2 separate regions of the Homo sapiens genome follow, and region 2 is linked to region 1. The links are chromatin contacts, found by Hi-C or POLR2A ChIA-PET in ENCODE. All regions are on one chromosome and are shown on one strand. Each heading gives the region's core, a stretch centred on a gene start or an enhancer-like site at or near the end of the contact. The rest is flanking DNA. Distances are from core to core; before and after follow the strand shown. Region 1 has its middle 12 kb from the start of IL36A. Region 2 overlaps PAX8 (paired box 8).

Region 1 (6,714 bases), core at 148-2,647:
CCAGCACCCCGCCAAGGGAAGCAGGAAACCACACTTCTCCCATGAATCTTTGCAACCCTCAGATCAGGAGGTGGAGTGAGCGCACATTACCAGGACCTGGGGTCTGACACAGAGCTGCTTGAAGTCTCTGAACAGCAGCTGCTCAGGCATGCACAGAGGCCCAGGAACTTTACATACTCCTCAGGCCAGGTGCAGTGGCTCACACCTGTAATCTCAGCAGTTTGGGAGGATAAGACAGGAGGATCACTTGAGGCCAGGAGTTTAAGACCAGTCTGGGCAACATAGTGAGACACACCCTCTATTTAAAATAAAATAAAATAAAATTTTTTTTAATTAGCCAAGAGTGGTGGTGCACAACTGCGGCCCCAGCCATTTGGGAGGCTGAGGCAGGAGGATTTTTTGATCCCAGAAGGTTGCAGTGAGCCATGATTGCACCATTGCACTCCTCCAGCCTGGGCAATAGAGTTAAGACCCTATCTCCAAAAAAAAAAAAAAAAGTCTCAAACAATAACAGTGGTTTAATTCTTCCTTTGGCATCTAGATAAAACTGGTCTTTCTCTATAAAGTCTACTATGTTCTGGTCTAGTTTCAAAACGTATAAACACACTGAAATTAAAACATGAAGTATTAAGAATACAAGATAACGTGGGGGCCAAAAGTCATGAATGAGGGAGTCAACAGTGTGGCTAATATGACACCCCCTCCCACCCGAGCCACCTCACACTTCCCAGGGCACACTCAGGAAGCCACTGGCAGCCACTGCACAAGGCTGCTCCAAGATTACATGTCACCTGGACCTACGAATTATTTGAAACAGCAACCTAACCCAACAGCAAGTTGGGCTGTTTTCTCCAAAGGAATTCCCAACTGTCTTCTACAATGAAATGTCTATGCAAATCAGCCCCAGACCCTGTGGGGCCATAGTTTCTCCAAGCAGCAGTGATGTTTAGGGATTAATACTGAAAGCTGTGCTTTGTCTGGATATCATCAAGAACCTGCTGCAGCTCCTCATCTTCAAACCACCCCTCCAAGTTTGGGATTAGAGCCTTGGACTCCTCAGCAGTCTCTGGGCAAAGGTTGGCCAAACAGACCAACTCAAATTTATGAAGGTTTTTCTAGAGCTACGAACACTGGCAATGGTCTCTCTGTTTTCGAAACCACTGAAACGGCCTGTGTAGTTTCATTGTTTTCATGAAGACTTCTGAGAGTTCCTGTTCATCCTCTGCACTCTCGTTCTATTGCTTTCGATGTTCCAGAAGCATATGAACTTCTGAATTTAGAAGGGTCTCCGCTGTTTCAAACTCTTTAGGAAAAAGGAGCTGTGAAGTGTCCTCCTCTACATCGTCAGCCCGTGGATCGCTGCCGCCTGCTGCCATTGCCGTGCCGCGTGCCACCACCCACATCCTTGATTTCTTTTTATTGCTAAGTAGCATTGAATACACCACAACTTGTTTATCTATTCACTGCTTGATGGAAATTTCGGTTCTTTCCAATTTGGGGATATGAAAAATTTTATTTGAGGATGTGAACTTTTTATACAAGTCATTTTCCTTCAATTTGCTTTTAAATCACTCAAGAGAGAACAACTTTACAAAAGTAAATGTCAAAAAAAGCAGGAGGTATGTATTGTTACATATCTCTTTATTTCTATAGAAGCATATAGATCATTCCAAGCATGATTAATTTGTGTCTTTTTACACACAAAACTCCACTGGATGGTCCAGAAGAGTATTTCCCATGTTTACTTAGAAATTAGCACTCCCTAGGGTCTTTGGTAAAATATTAATTCTTAGGTCCCACCATAAACTTAGTAAGTTGCAATTTCTGGAGGAGGGGATTTTAATCTACTAGGCATGGAGCGAGCACAAGTGCCCTAGGTTTTCAGTGAATATCCAGATGATTCTAATGTAGTTTCAAGTTTGGGAAATACAGGTGTGCTGAACATTACTGTACTTGTGCCACTACGTAATGACATTTGCACAGGTGCTCCACCTTGGGTGACTCTACCCTGGGTAGGTCATTTGCTGACACCCTGCTAGATAGGGACAGCCCTAATGATGACATGTCTCAGACTTTGCTCTGCCATCTTGCTCAAGGTAATTGTTGCTGATTTCTCACAGCAACAGTCTAAGAAACAAAACAATATTTTATTGACATGTATTATTAATTATGACCATTGTTTTCAGCACTCTGTGGGCAGCATCTTCAGTCCCCATGCCCAGTTGTTAATGAATTATGAGACAAAGTCTTCCTGTCCAGATTCAGGAAACAGCCATTACCCTTCAGCAGTCCTGAGGTGAGAGGATATCAGCCCCAAAGCGACTTGACAGAGAAACAACCCGCTCACCTGTTTTATCTACAATTGTGAATCTCTGGTGGCATGGTTATAAGACTACTAATTCCGCCCCCGCCCCCAGAATCCCCCTTCTCCTAGTGCATCAGACCTTCTATAACACCAATTGCTAAAGGTCCAAAGAAAACAAATTATTCAATGAGTATTAGCCTAGAGCTTGTGCTTCTCAAATGCAGAAGTATTTGCTATAGCAATGTGTAAAAACTAGGTGTGGACCAGACTATTCACCTGAAAATGAAGATATTGCTCCTTGCAGGGATCCTCCATGATTTTGTAAACCATGGCATAATACACTATTTCTCACATGTGCTGGGTAAGGCAGGGAGCCCAGATCTGTGTTTTCTGGGTTCCACATGCTTTCTATGAGATTATTATAAATTGGTGTTTTCATTTTGGTTATACTCTGTCATCATAGCCTCTTCTGTATCACCAGAATGAACACCTTACCCTTGAGTCCAGCCACATGATGTCAGGACTCATATTTGAGCTTTTGTTTGAGCTCACATTTGTGCCAAGTGAAAGTCCAAGGTATCAGTGACTGAACAAACAAAGTTTTTCACAGTAGAGAAAAGAGGTGGGAATACCAAATCATCACACAGCCTGTAGCAGGATGGAGATGCTGTAACACTTACAACCATAATCATGTCACAAGCTAATGTGTCATCAGCTTTTAATTAATAATATAAATTGGCAGATGTAACAACCTGCCACTATTTATTAGCATAGCATGGATATATGAGTGAATATCCAATGACTAATTCTTCTATTGGATATTCCAGAATTAATTAACTTTAACACTTATTTTAGTGTTGATTTTTATAAAACTGCAATGCCAACATTATATTCAATTGAGGAAGAAAACTTTAGAGGAGAGTGGCAGAGGAAGGAGGAAAGTAGGACTTTGCATTAATCATCCCACACAGAAACATCAATTTGATCAACTATTCATGCACAAAAAAAATCACAAGAGCAAAGGAAACCAGGTGAGAGATCACAGTACTTGATTTTAGCATCATAATAATAACAGATACATTGAAGAGAATAGGAAGGACAGTTTTACATTACCCACATCACCCCTTCCCTAACCCCAGGCAGTGCAGTATAGAGAGAGACATTATCTCTTGGGGAAAGAAAAAGGAATTAAGAGTAAGACTTCACCTTGGAACTCAGTACCATGCCTGCCACAGTAAAACCCACCACAGGGCAAACAACTTGATCCCTACCACCAGACTTATACCTGTAGATGAAGCCTCTAGATCTACCCCAGCACCAGAGAGGAACCTGTGGCACCAGTGAGATGGACTTCAGTTTGGTACAAGTCACTGCCAGCAGTGGGCAGGCCATAGTGGCCATGGTGTTGAGCATGCCCTATGTAGTGCTGTGCTGGTCTCAGAGACTCTAAGCTTTGGATGTGACCCAGTGCTACCTCAGCCTCTGCTGCCAAAGGATTCTGGCCATTGTGATCCTGGACTTAGAGCAGCTCCTAGTGCTGCAATTGCTGAAATGGTCACAGGCTTAGGGACCTCCCCAGTCAAACTTCTCTGAATCTCTGGACAGGCTTACTGCTAAAGGAAGCTCCCCAACAAAGCCAGATTGCAAAGACTAGATTAGGTACTTACATCAATGCATGGACATCTACAAATGGCTACAAGAATCACAATAAATCAGGGAATGTTCACTTCACCAAGCAGACAAAATAAGGTGCCAGTGACTGACCCTGAAGAAATGGAGATGGAAGAACTGCCTGACAAGGAATTCAAGATACCTGTTTTAAGGAAGCTCAGCAAACTTCAAGAACATACCAAAAAACAATTCAAAATTTGGTCAGAGAAATTTAACAGAGATAATGAAATAACTTTCAAAAACTCAAATAGAAATTCTGGAGCTGAGAAAAAAAAAATTAAAAATACAATGAGACCATCCACAGTAGAACTGAACAACAAGAGGAAAAGAATCTGTGAATTCAAAGACAGGGTAATTCAAAATATACAGTCAGTGGAGAAAAGGGAATAAAAATAAATGAAGAAAGCTTATAAAACTTATGGAGTAACATCAAAAGAGCAAATGTATGGGTTACTGGTACTCAAGAGGGAGTAAAGAAAGAGAAAGGAATGGAATAACAATGGAAAACTTTCCAAACCTGGAGAAAGATATAAATATCCAAGTACAGGAAGGTCAAAGATCTCTAATCAAACTCAACCCAAACAAGACTACTCCACAACATATAATCATCAAACTGTCAAAGACAAAAAGAGTATCCTGAAAGTAGCAAGGGAAAAGAAGCAAATAACATATAATGGTCTCTATATGCCCAACAGCAAACTTCTCAACAGAAACCTCATAGGCCAGGAGAAAATGGAATTTTAAAATGCTGAAGGAAAAAAACGTGCCAACCAAGAATATTCTAGTCAGCAAAGCTGTCTTTCAAAAATGATGGAGAGATAAAGACTTTTCAGACACACAAAAACTGAGGGAATTCATCGCCACCAAACCTGTCTTACAAGAAATGCTAAAGGGAGTTCTGCAAGATGAAAAAAAAGATGCAAATGAGTAACACGAAAACATCTGAAAGAATATAACTCGTTGGTAAAAGTAGGTACATAGTCAAACTCTGAATACTCTATTAACATAATGGTGGTATGTAAATCACTTATATCTTTAGTATAAAAGGTTAAAAGACAAAACTATTATAAATAATAACTATAACAAGTTCTTAAAGAATATGCAACATAAAAAGATATAAGCTGTGACATCAAAAATTCAAAATGTTGAGAGAGGAGTTAAATTAAAAAGTAGAAATTTTTGCAATCAAATTTAAGTTGTCATCAGTTTTAAATAACCTGTTACAACCATAAAAAGTCTTTGTAAGTCTCATGGTAACCACAAAGCAAAAACCTATGCACTAAAAATAATAATTAGGAATCAAAACATACGACTAAAGAAAATTAGCCACAAAGGAAGATAGTAAGAGAGACAGAAAGCAAAAAAGGATCCACAAAACAACTAGAAAACATGTAACAAAATGGCAGGAGTAAGTTCTTACAATCAATAATTACCTTGAATATAAATGAACTACATTATCCAATGAAAAGTCATAAAGTAGCTGAATTTAAAAAAAAAAAAAAAAAACAAGGCCCAACTTACACAGCCAACAAGAAACCCACTTCATCTATAAGGATACATGTACAATGAAAGTGAAGGGATGGAAAAGATGTTCTACCCAAATGGAAACCAAAAGAGAGCAGAAGTAGCTATAGTTATATTGGATAAAATAGATTGTAAATTTAAAACTTAATTTTTATTTAAGTAAAAATGAGACAAAGGAGGTCATTATATAATGGCAAAGGGGTGAATTCAGCAAGGAAAATATTAATAGATCTAAAGAAAGGGATAGATTGCAATACAATAATTGTAAGGGATTTCAACACTTCACCTTCAGCAATGGAAAGATCATTCAGTCACAAAATTAACAAACATCAGATTTAAATGGCACTCTAGACAAAATAGACCTAACAGAAATTTACAAAAAACAATTGCATTTAACTGCTACAGAATACATATTCTTTTCAATTGCAACATGGAACATTCTTCAGAACAGAATATATGTTAGGCCACAAAACAAGTATTAACATATTTAAAAAGATTGAAATCATATCACATATCTTCTCTGACCACAGTGGTATAAAACTAGAAAGAATTAACAGGAGAAACCTGGTAAAATTTGCAAATACATGGAAATTAAACAACATGTTACTGAACAACCAATGGACCAATAAAGAAATTTAAAGGAAAATTTTAAAATGTCTTGAGAAAAATGAAAATGGAAACACAATATACCAAAACTTATGGAATACAGCATTAGCAGTCCTAAGAGGAATGTTTATGGTGATAAACACCTATATTTAAAAAGAAAGGACCCAAATAAGACTACCCAACAACATATAATCATCAAACTGTCAAAGACAAAAAGAGTATACAGCATTATATACTATATACTCTTATAAATAAACAATGTAATGTTGCATCTCAAGGAACTAGAAAAACAAGAAAAAACTAAACCTAAAATTAGTAGAAGAAAAAATAATAAAAATCAGAGCATAAATCAATAGAGACTAAAAAAGATCAACAAAATGAAGAGCTGATTTTTAAAAAGATAAATAAAATAAGCAAACTGTAAGCTAGACTAAGAAAAAAAGAATATTCAAATAAATAAAATCAGAAATGAAAAGGGAGATGTTAAAGCTGATACCACTGAAATACAAAGAATCATAGAGACTATTATGAACAATTATATGCCAACAAATTGGAAAACCTTGAAGAAATAGATAAATTCCTGGACACATAAAACCTACCACTATTGA
Region 2 (7,557 bases), core at 659-3,158, 260 kb before region 1:
CAAAGCAAAAAGCCTAGACTGAAGGTATAAGGAATCAGGAGATGGGATTGTCACTAAAATCTCTTCAAGAGGGAGAACATGGCACCCTCCAACCACTCACTGTCCATCCATGGCCACTCATCACCAAGCACATGCTAAGCAGGAGGCACAGAGCAGGCTGAGCACCGAATGTGAAGGGAGGAATGGGCTGCAAGTATAGCTGCTTTTTGAGAAATTTAGTTGAAAACAATAGGAAAGAAGAGTATCATGGTCAAGGGAAGAATTTTTTTTGTTTAATGTATTTTGAGGTCAGGGGGTGGAGAGGCAACATAGATTAATTTAATTCCATTTGTACGTTTAGGGGAAGGACCTGGTATAAAAGAAGAGGTAAGTAATGTTTTTAAATGGGAGGATAATTGACGGAGTAGGATTCCAGCACAGGTAGAAGGGCAAGAGATCAATGAGAAACACAAGCCGCAGCTTTGCCTAGCTGCTGTCTTTCGGCTACAGTTTCCCTTAGGAAGACAAGTGTAAGGCACAGAGGTAACCAAGGGTCATGCAGCAAGTTGGGGGTAACAGCAGATGCAGGATGCTGCTTTCCAGCATGCCAGCCTCTTTTACCCAGTCCAAGGGTCTCATGTGTCCAGGTAACCCATAACCTCATGTGTGCTGGCATGATCCAGTGTGCAGACTTTGGACACTGGGATTCCATGGCCCTGGGACACTTTCTTCAGGAGCAGTTGGAGGCACAGACCCTGGCCTTTACTCCAGAAAGGCACCAAGCCAAGAGGATTAGCTGGGAGGTGGCACATGGAGATCACAGACCTGCAAGTGAGCAGCTGGGGAAGGCAACAACACCAAGCTGAGAATGCCAGGGACTGATTCGCATGGACAAGGCCTTTCCTTTGTGGAAGGCGTATAGGCCTGGCATGATTTGAAAGGCACCCAAAGAGGCCACTGCACCTCTCACTATAGCCCTGCCAAGGCTCAGCTATCACCTTGACACTCTATGGGACTAAAGCAAAAAGCCCCAGATAGTTAAGTGGAAATTTTTGCAGAACACCACATTGAGCCATTGCCACTTTAGGACTGGGCAGAGCCGCAAAAGATAAAGCAAAAGGATAAAGAGGAAAGTACTGAAGCATGGGATTTGGGGGTCCCACCATGCAGAATCATGGGAATCCATGCAACAACCATAACCAATGTAAACCATTTTTCTATCACTTGTATATAAGAAAACACTAATTACAGTAGACAAAGACAGGGCCCCTGCCTTTGAGTAACTCATAAAGAAACTCAAATAGAGAAAGTTACTGTTCAATGCAGTCAGTGCTATGATAGGAATTTGTGCAAAGGACTATAGGAACATGGAGAAAGGATTTCCACATCTTAAGGGTTTGGATATTGGTGCATATAACAAGAATTTTGGTCAATAAGTGTCTCTGTTTTCTTTCTGCCATCCCAACTACTCAGAGCTCTATAAAGGATGAAGAAATTACCAACAAAGTCCTAAGACCTCCCTGAATGGTCACTTTTCAAAAGGATATGTTTCTGGACAGCAAGCTTCACCTAGACCTTTGCTGAGCTCCAATCCCTTTACTGTACGATAAGTCCTCTCTGACCCCAGGAAAGCTTGCATTTCCCGTCTGAGTACCTTTCACTCAGGAACCTGCTTGCATCCGGCCAGGCGGTCTTGTCTTCCTCCCCCATACCCACCCCACCTCCCCACTCACAATCCTCCAGACATACAAAGAGTCTTTGCTTATGAGGCTTCAAACCTCTTCCTGGGCCACACCTTCCCCCCTCACCCCACTTCCCGCCCAACCAGGAGGCTCCTACTCATTTTTGGCTTCCGGCCTCAAAGCCCACCCCACCTGCAGCTGCATGAAGAGGTGGTCAGCACAGTGGGCGCCAATCGTCCCCCCAACCCCAGTGCAGGAAGGAAGTCTGCACCCACCTCTGGGCATTTGGTGGTGACTCACCCAGAAGAGTCCACTCCCCCACACCGGACACAGGAAAGACAAAGGTCTTTCCATTGCAGAGACTCAGCTTAAAACTTCAAACCATAGGGGCCATCTCCATCTGCAGCCAGCAGGCTCTTTCCAAATTCTCTTTCCTGCCTGTCCTACAGCCACACTAAATGTCTTTCAATTTCTTGAAGGCACCAAGACTTTATGCATGGATTTCTTTCCCCCTGAAGAAAATTCTTCACCTAGTTACCTCCTAGATACTCTTCCTTGCAGCTTCCCTCTAACCACTTACGGGTCTCCCCAAGCACCTGGACTTATATCCTTCAAGAAAGATAACCATTAACATGGTGATTCCTAATGTGTCTTATCATATCCCCCAAAAGGTTCGAAGTTCCTTGAAGGCCAGGATTCTTGTCTTGTTCAAGGTTGTATTCCCAGTGCTTTGTACCTGAGTCATGATAGGCACTTGGTCAATGTCTTGAGTTGAAAAGAAATGAAAACCATAATATACAAACAATCATTATTATTGTCAGAAGAATGTTGGAGGAGTATGAAGAGTTATTCTCTTACGCTTAATTTACCAGCCATCACCTGGCCTAAACCAGTGGTTTTCAAAGTGTGACCCTGGCCTAGCAGCATTAGCACCATGTGGAAACTTCTTAGAAACATAAATTCTTAGTTCAATCCCAGACCTACTGATTCAGAAACTTAGGGCATTGTGCTCAGTACTCTGTATTTTAATAACCCTCACTGCCAAGTGATTCTGATGCACACTGAAGTTTGAGAAAACACTCCCTAGTCCTAGTCCTACTCCCAAGATTGGGTCATAACATTCAACCATGGGAATATTACAAATTAGAAAAACGTTACATTTATAGCAAGATTTGTTTATCTAAATAAACACTTCTCCATCCTGGTCCCCCTATCTTCTTTTTTTTTTTTTTTTTTGAGATGGAGTCTTGCTCTGTCACCCAGGCTGGAGTGCAGTGGTGTGATCTTGGCTCACTGCAAGCTCTGCCTTGCGGGTTCATGCCATTCTCCTGCCTCAGCCTCCTGAGTAGCTGGGACTACAGGCGTCTGCCACCATGCCCGGCTAATTTTTGGTATTTTTAGTAGAGACGGGGTTTCACCATGTTAGCCAGGATGGTCTGGATCTCCTGACCTCGTGATCCACCCACCTCGGCCTCCCAAAGTGCTGGGATTACAGGCGTGAGCCACCACACCCAGCCCCCCTATCTTCTTATAGGGGTTTAAGTCAGCAGCAGGCATAAGTTTTGTTAAGCTCCATTCGATAGATAAAAACACTAAGGTTGAAAAAAAAACCCACTTTCTCAAATGATAAGACTAAAACAGGCAGTGTCAAAGAAGGGATCAGGCCCAAGACTCTTTCCACAGTAACACAAAGTCATTCAGAAGACAGTCAAATAAAATAAGCACCAGAGAATTCACCGTTTAGGGGCCAGAAATGTGAATGCATCTTTCCCAGCACTACAATGCTTGCTGATAACGGTAAATAACCTCTCAGGTGGCTTCCTGAGGGTTTGGGTTTCTAAGGATGCGAGTCAGTCCTTCATAATAATTAAGAGCAATGTCCCACACAACTTACAGCGTCGTTTTCTTTTTTTAAAAAAAAGGCACAATACCCAATTCATGCCACCCCAGAATGGCATTTTTTTTAAACCTGCTTCACATTTGTAGAGGTGAAGAACCTCCACCTCTAAGAAACCTTGCTTTCAGATATAGAGGTCCCAGCCTAAACACCTAGGTTTGGGTGGATACGGCCCGGAAACTTCTGGAAAATGAGGACAAAGCTGGACTGCTGAAGGTCTTGTCTGTGTTTGGGTGGCTGTCTGGCGCCCCCTTGTGTTCAGTGCCTGGACCCAAAAGAGCCGGAAGGCAACAATGATGCAGTGAGGGCAAATGGCTACAGCAATTCACAAATGGCACTCTGGCCAGTGAGGACCAGAGGAATGGGCTTAGGACTGGGCAAAGGCCCCTCTGCCCACCATCTGGGCTCTCCTGAAGGCCCTCCAAGCACTCTTCCAGCCCTAGTGGAGAAGCAGTCACTAGGAAGACTTGCCTGGACAGGCATAGGTGGAAGCTGTGCCCAAGCTCACCCGTTGTGTCCACCAGGAAGATGGGTCATTGCATCCTTCTTGCTGGGTGTTTGGCCAGAGGGCTTTTCCTCCTGACTTACTGCCCAGGGCAGAGGCTTAGAGCACCCCCACCTCCCTTTTTTTTCTTTTTTTTGACGGAATTTCGCTCTTGTTGCCCAGGCTGGAGTGCAATGATGCGATCTGGGATCATCACAACCTCCACCTCCCAGGTTCAAGCAATTCTCCTGCCTCAGCCTCCCGAGTAGCTGGGATTACAGGCATGTGCCACCATGCCCAGCTAGTTTTTTTTTTTTGTACTTTTAGTAGAGATGGGGTTTCACCATGTTGGTCAGGCTGGTCTCGAACTCCTGACCTCAGGTGATCCGCCCGCCTCAGCCTCCCAAAGTGCTGGGATTACAGATGTCAGCCACTGCACCTGGCCCCCACCCCCTTTATTAAAGGGAAATTGAGTGTTCTGCTGAAGACAGCTTGGGCCCCTGAGGAGACATTGCAAGGCAGTTCTGAATGTGCTAAGTCAGTGGGTGATAATGGGCACTGTGTGCCCAGCAAAGGCACTTCCCACCCTCGGCCATAAACAGTCTTTAACTGGTTCACACAGAAGGCTGGGGTTGGCTCTTCCTTCTCACCTGCCTGCTCCCTGACTCCCACACTGCAGGGCTCTACCTTCCCAGTCATATCACCAAATCCTGCCCTTGGTGTGAAAAAGACCATGGCATGTTCAGCACAAAACAGCAGAGCCAATGACAAGCATCCAGGCATAGCTCTAGCCCCAGAACAGGGCTCCCCTCAAGGAGCAGCCCTGATCTGAGCCTTAAATTCTGGATGGATCTCAGCTCCTCCTCATATAAGCTGAGTTAGACAAGTCATATAAATCAGAGCACTAAAACTCTCTGAGCCCCAGTCTCCTCATGAGAAAAATGGAAATCTCGGCCCTGAAATTAGCCCAGTATGGCTCTAGGTACTATAGAGTTGAATATGTTGGAAAATCTAACAGACAAGTATCCTCTTGCCTCTGAGTCTTTGCACATTCTGTTCCCACTGCCTGGAACAGTTTTCTCCCCTCTCTCCCTCACTTGGCTAGTACCTGTTTATCTTCAGTCTCAGCTTAGACCTCCTCAGGAACCCTTCTGTGTTTCCTTGAGCCAAGTCAAGTTCCCCTCCAGTGGTTCCCATAACTCTCTGCATGTCACCAGTCCCAAAAGTGGTCACAAAATATGTTAACTGGCTGTTTGCTGGTCTAGGACCTCACTGTAATAAACCCCATGAGGGAAGAATAGGGATCATGTCTGCCTTATTCACCTTGGCATCATCAGGGACCTGTGCAGTGCGTGGCACATAGTTAGCACTCAATACAAATGGATTTGACTGGATAGATGGGCTCAGAATGAAACACAGGCTGGGGCCAGAGAGCAGAGGCCAAGTCAGGAAAGCAGCTAAGGGAACGTGTACACACATCCATGACGTGGATAGATTCCCACAGTGGCCTGTAGCCCCTGTGTCAGTCCTGGAACCCAGTGCTATCTATGCCTGTGAGGACCCTGCACCAGGTCCCTGCTGCTCTGGCCTATTAGAGAAAGAAGGAACCTTGGGGGTCATTCAGGCCAGAAGTCCACAGACAGAGCTCAGGCCTTCTCTGCCCAAGCTCTACCAGAGAGTTTCTGCTTTTATTCTTTTGTATTTTTTTTTCTCAATGAGGTAGTGTTTTAAAATCTGGTTCCATGAGGAGAAGGAGAAAGGTGAAAATCACCTGTGCCGTCATTTTACAAAAGGAAAAGAGACTCTCAGAAGAGAAGGGGTTTTCCCCAAGGTCAAACGGCTCAGTATTGGTATGGGAAGACCCCACATCCTCAATTCCTTACACACTTTTCAGAGGGAGGGAAGAAAATAGGGGATTGTGATTTGGAGTGAAGGGCTGAGTCTGCCTGAAGAGTCCCCAAGCCCAAGGTGCTCCTGTGACACCATCCCATCGTGGGGGATGAGCATCACATACCATTTGTGCCAGCATCTTGGGAGTGAGAACTGGGGAAGGGGTGCAGAGGGGCCCACAGGGCCTGGCCGTGGGATTTCATGGTCACAGTCAAACACACACACACACACCAGCACCTGTACTCATAGCTAATCCCCACCCAAACTCCTACCTGACCCTGACAGCTGTCCCTGGGAATATTGTCTCCTTAGGCCATGGAGGGCTGAACCAGCTGGGAGGGGCCTTTGTGAATGGCAGACCTCTGCCGGAAGTGGTCCGCCAGCGCATCGTAGACCTGGCCCACCAGGGTGTAAGGCCCTGCGACATCTCTCGCCAGCTCCGCGTCAGCCATGGCTGCGTCAGCAAGATCCTTGGCAGGTAAGCACGAAATTCACCGCAGGCCGCCTTCCCCGCAGGGCTTGACTTCTCCAGCTGATCTCAGGGCAGCTAGAGAATTCCCCTCCCAGGGAACGGGGATTTGCTCCCAATGTCCAGCTTTGGTCCTGAGACCTGAACAGTTATGGTGGTCCTTCTGGGCCTCTACCCAGCCACTATTTTTCTACTGTTTTCTTGCCCTTCCTTCTTTCTTTGTCCATTTATCCTTCTTTTAGTTTCTCCCTCTCCCTTCTTCTCTTTTGCTCCATGTCTCATTAGCTATAGGCTTCTCTCCTGCTAAGGCAAGAGAATCTTCCCCCAAGGTCCTCCTCCTACCGAGACCTAGGGAAATTAGGCCACTAGGGAGGGGACACACAGATGAGCTCCCAAGGTCTAACCCCTAAAAGAGTGATATCTGAGTTTGTGCTTCTCAAACCATAATTCCCCAAGACCCCAGATCAGTGCTTCATAGCCCTGGTAGCACATTACAGTCACCAGGGGAAGCCTGATTTTTAAATAGCAATACTGTTTATGCCCCAGGGCAGACCAATTAAATCCGAACTTTAGGGAAATAGGCGCAAGTTTTGGCATATAACTCCCCAGCCCATCCGCCCCCAGCAAGTGACTCTAATTCTCTGCAGCCAGGGTTGAGAACCACTGACCCAAAGATTCAGAAGAGACCAGGAGCAGCAAAGGCCTGCTTCTGAGCTGATGCAGTCACAGATTCCAGTCTGCAAAGCCACTTCCATTAAAAATGCCTCTGTGCCACAGCTTCCAGTCAGCTCTGTGTACGTGTGCCTGTCCCCCTGCTCTGACCCTTAGGTGGATTTAGGAGGAGCCCTGGTTGGACAAGGTAAAGGGACCTGGACTGTTCTTTGAACCGTGAAAAGCCCTGGCTCCCCTCCTGAAGTAGTTAGGGAAAGGCATGATCCTTTGCTGGGCTAGGGAGAGGGGATTCCTGTGATGGGTTGTGGTGTCCCAGAAGAGATGAGTCCTGGATGGAAGTAACAGATGAATGGAGTTTTAAAGAGCTAGATTCTTTTTCATGCAGATGAGAGCAGAGAGTTTCTACAACAAGAAGAGGAGGATATGCTGACACAGGCGGTTGATCTGCCAAAGCAACTAGTTGGAGGATAGAGGGAGGGGAAGG

What was found. A loop is a pair of places that touch in the nucleus more often than their neighbours do. ChIA-PET counts read pairs that join two places held with the same protein, here RNA polymerase II (POLR2A). Pooled maps may share reads with other maps.
Region 2: a loop to region 1 is called in a pooled map, with 5 times the contacts of the local background. The contact joins two enhancer-like sites. A Hi-C loop is called at or near these places in 3 of 50 pooled maps. POLR2A ChIA-PET finds 5 or more read pairs at or near these places in 2 of 52 experiments (T-cell and naive thymus-derived CD8-positive, alpha-beta T cell).

Annotation. Positions count from the first base shown.
Region 1 is chr2:112,990,179-112,996,892 of GRCh38, reverse strand. It overlaps the pseudogene POLR2DP1. Among named protein-coding and RNA genes, the nearest start is that of IL36A, 12 kb to the left of the region's middle. RefSeq lists an enhancer at 1-76. Within about 2 kb of position 1,397, at least 2 of the 41 ENCODE cell types and tissues checked have a DNase peak (open chromatin) inside an H3K27ac peak, as active enhancers do.
Region 2 is chr2:113,245,607-113,253,163 of GRCh38, reverse strand. It overlaps PAX8 (paired box 8), which reads left to right. Exons shown (of 12, transcript NM_003466.4): 3 at 6,245-6,410. It overlaps PAX8-AS1 (PAX8 antisense RNA 1), which reads right to left. Exons shown (of 6, transcript NR_015377.2): 2 at 2,258-2,397. Among named protein-coding and RNA genes, the nearest start is that of PAX8-AS1, 13 kb to the right of the region's middle. Within about 2 kb of position 1,908, at least 3 of the 41 ENCODE cell types and tissues checked have a DNase peak (open chromatin) inside an H3K27ac peak, as active enhancers do.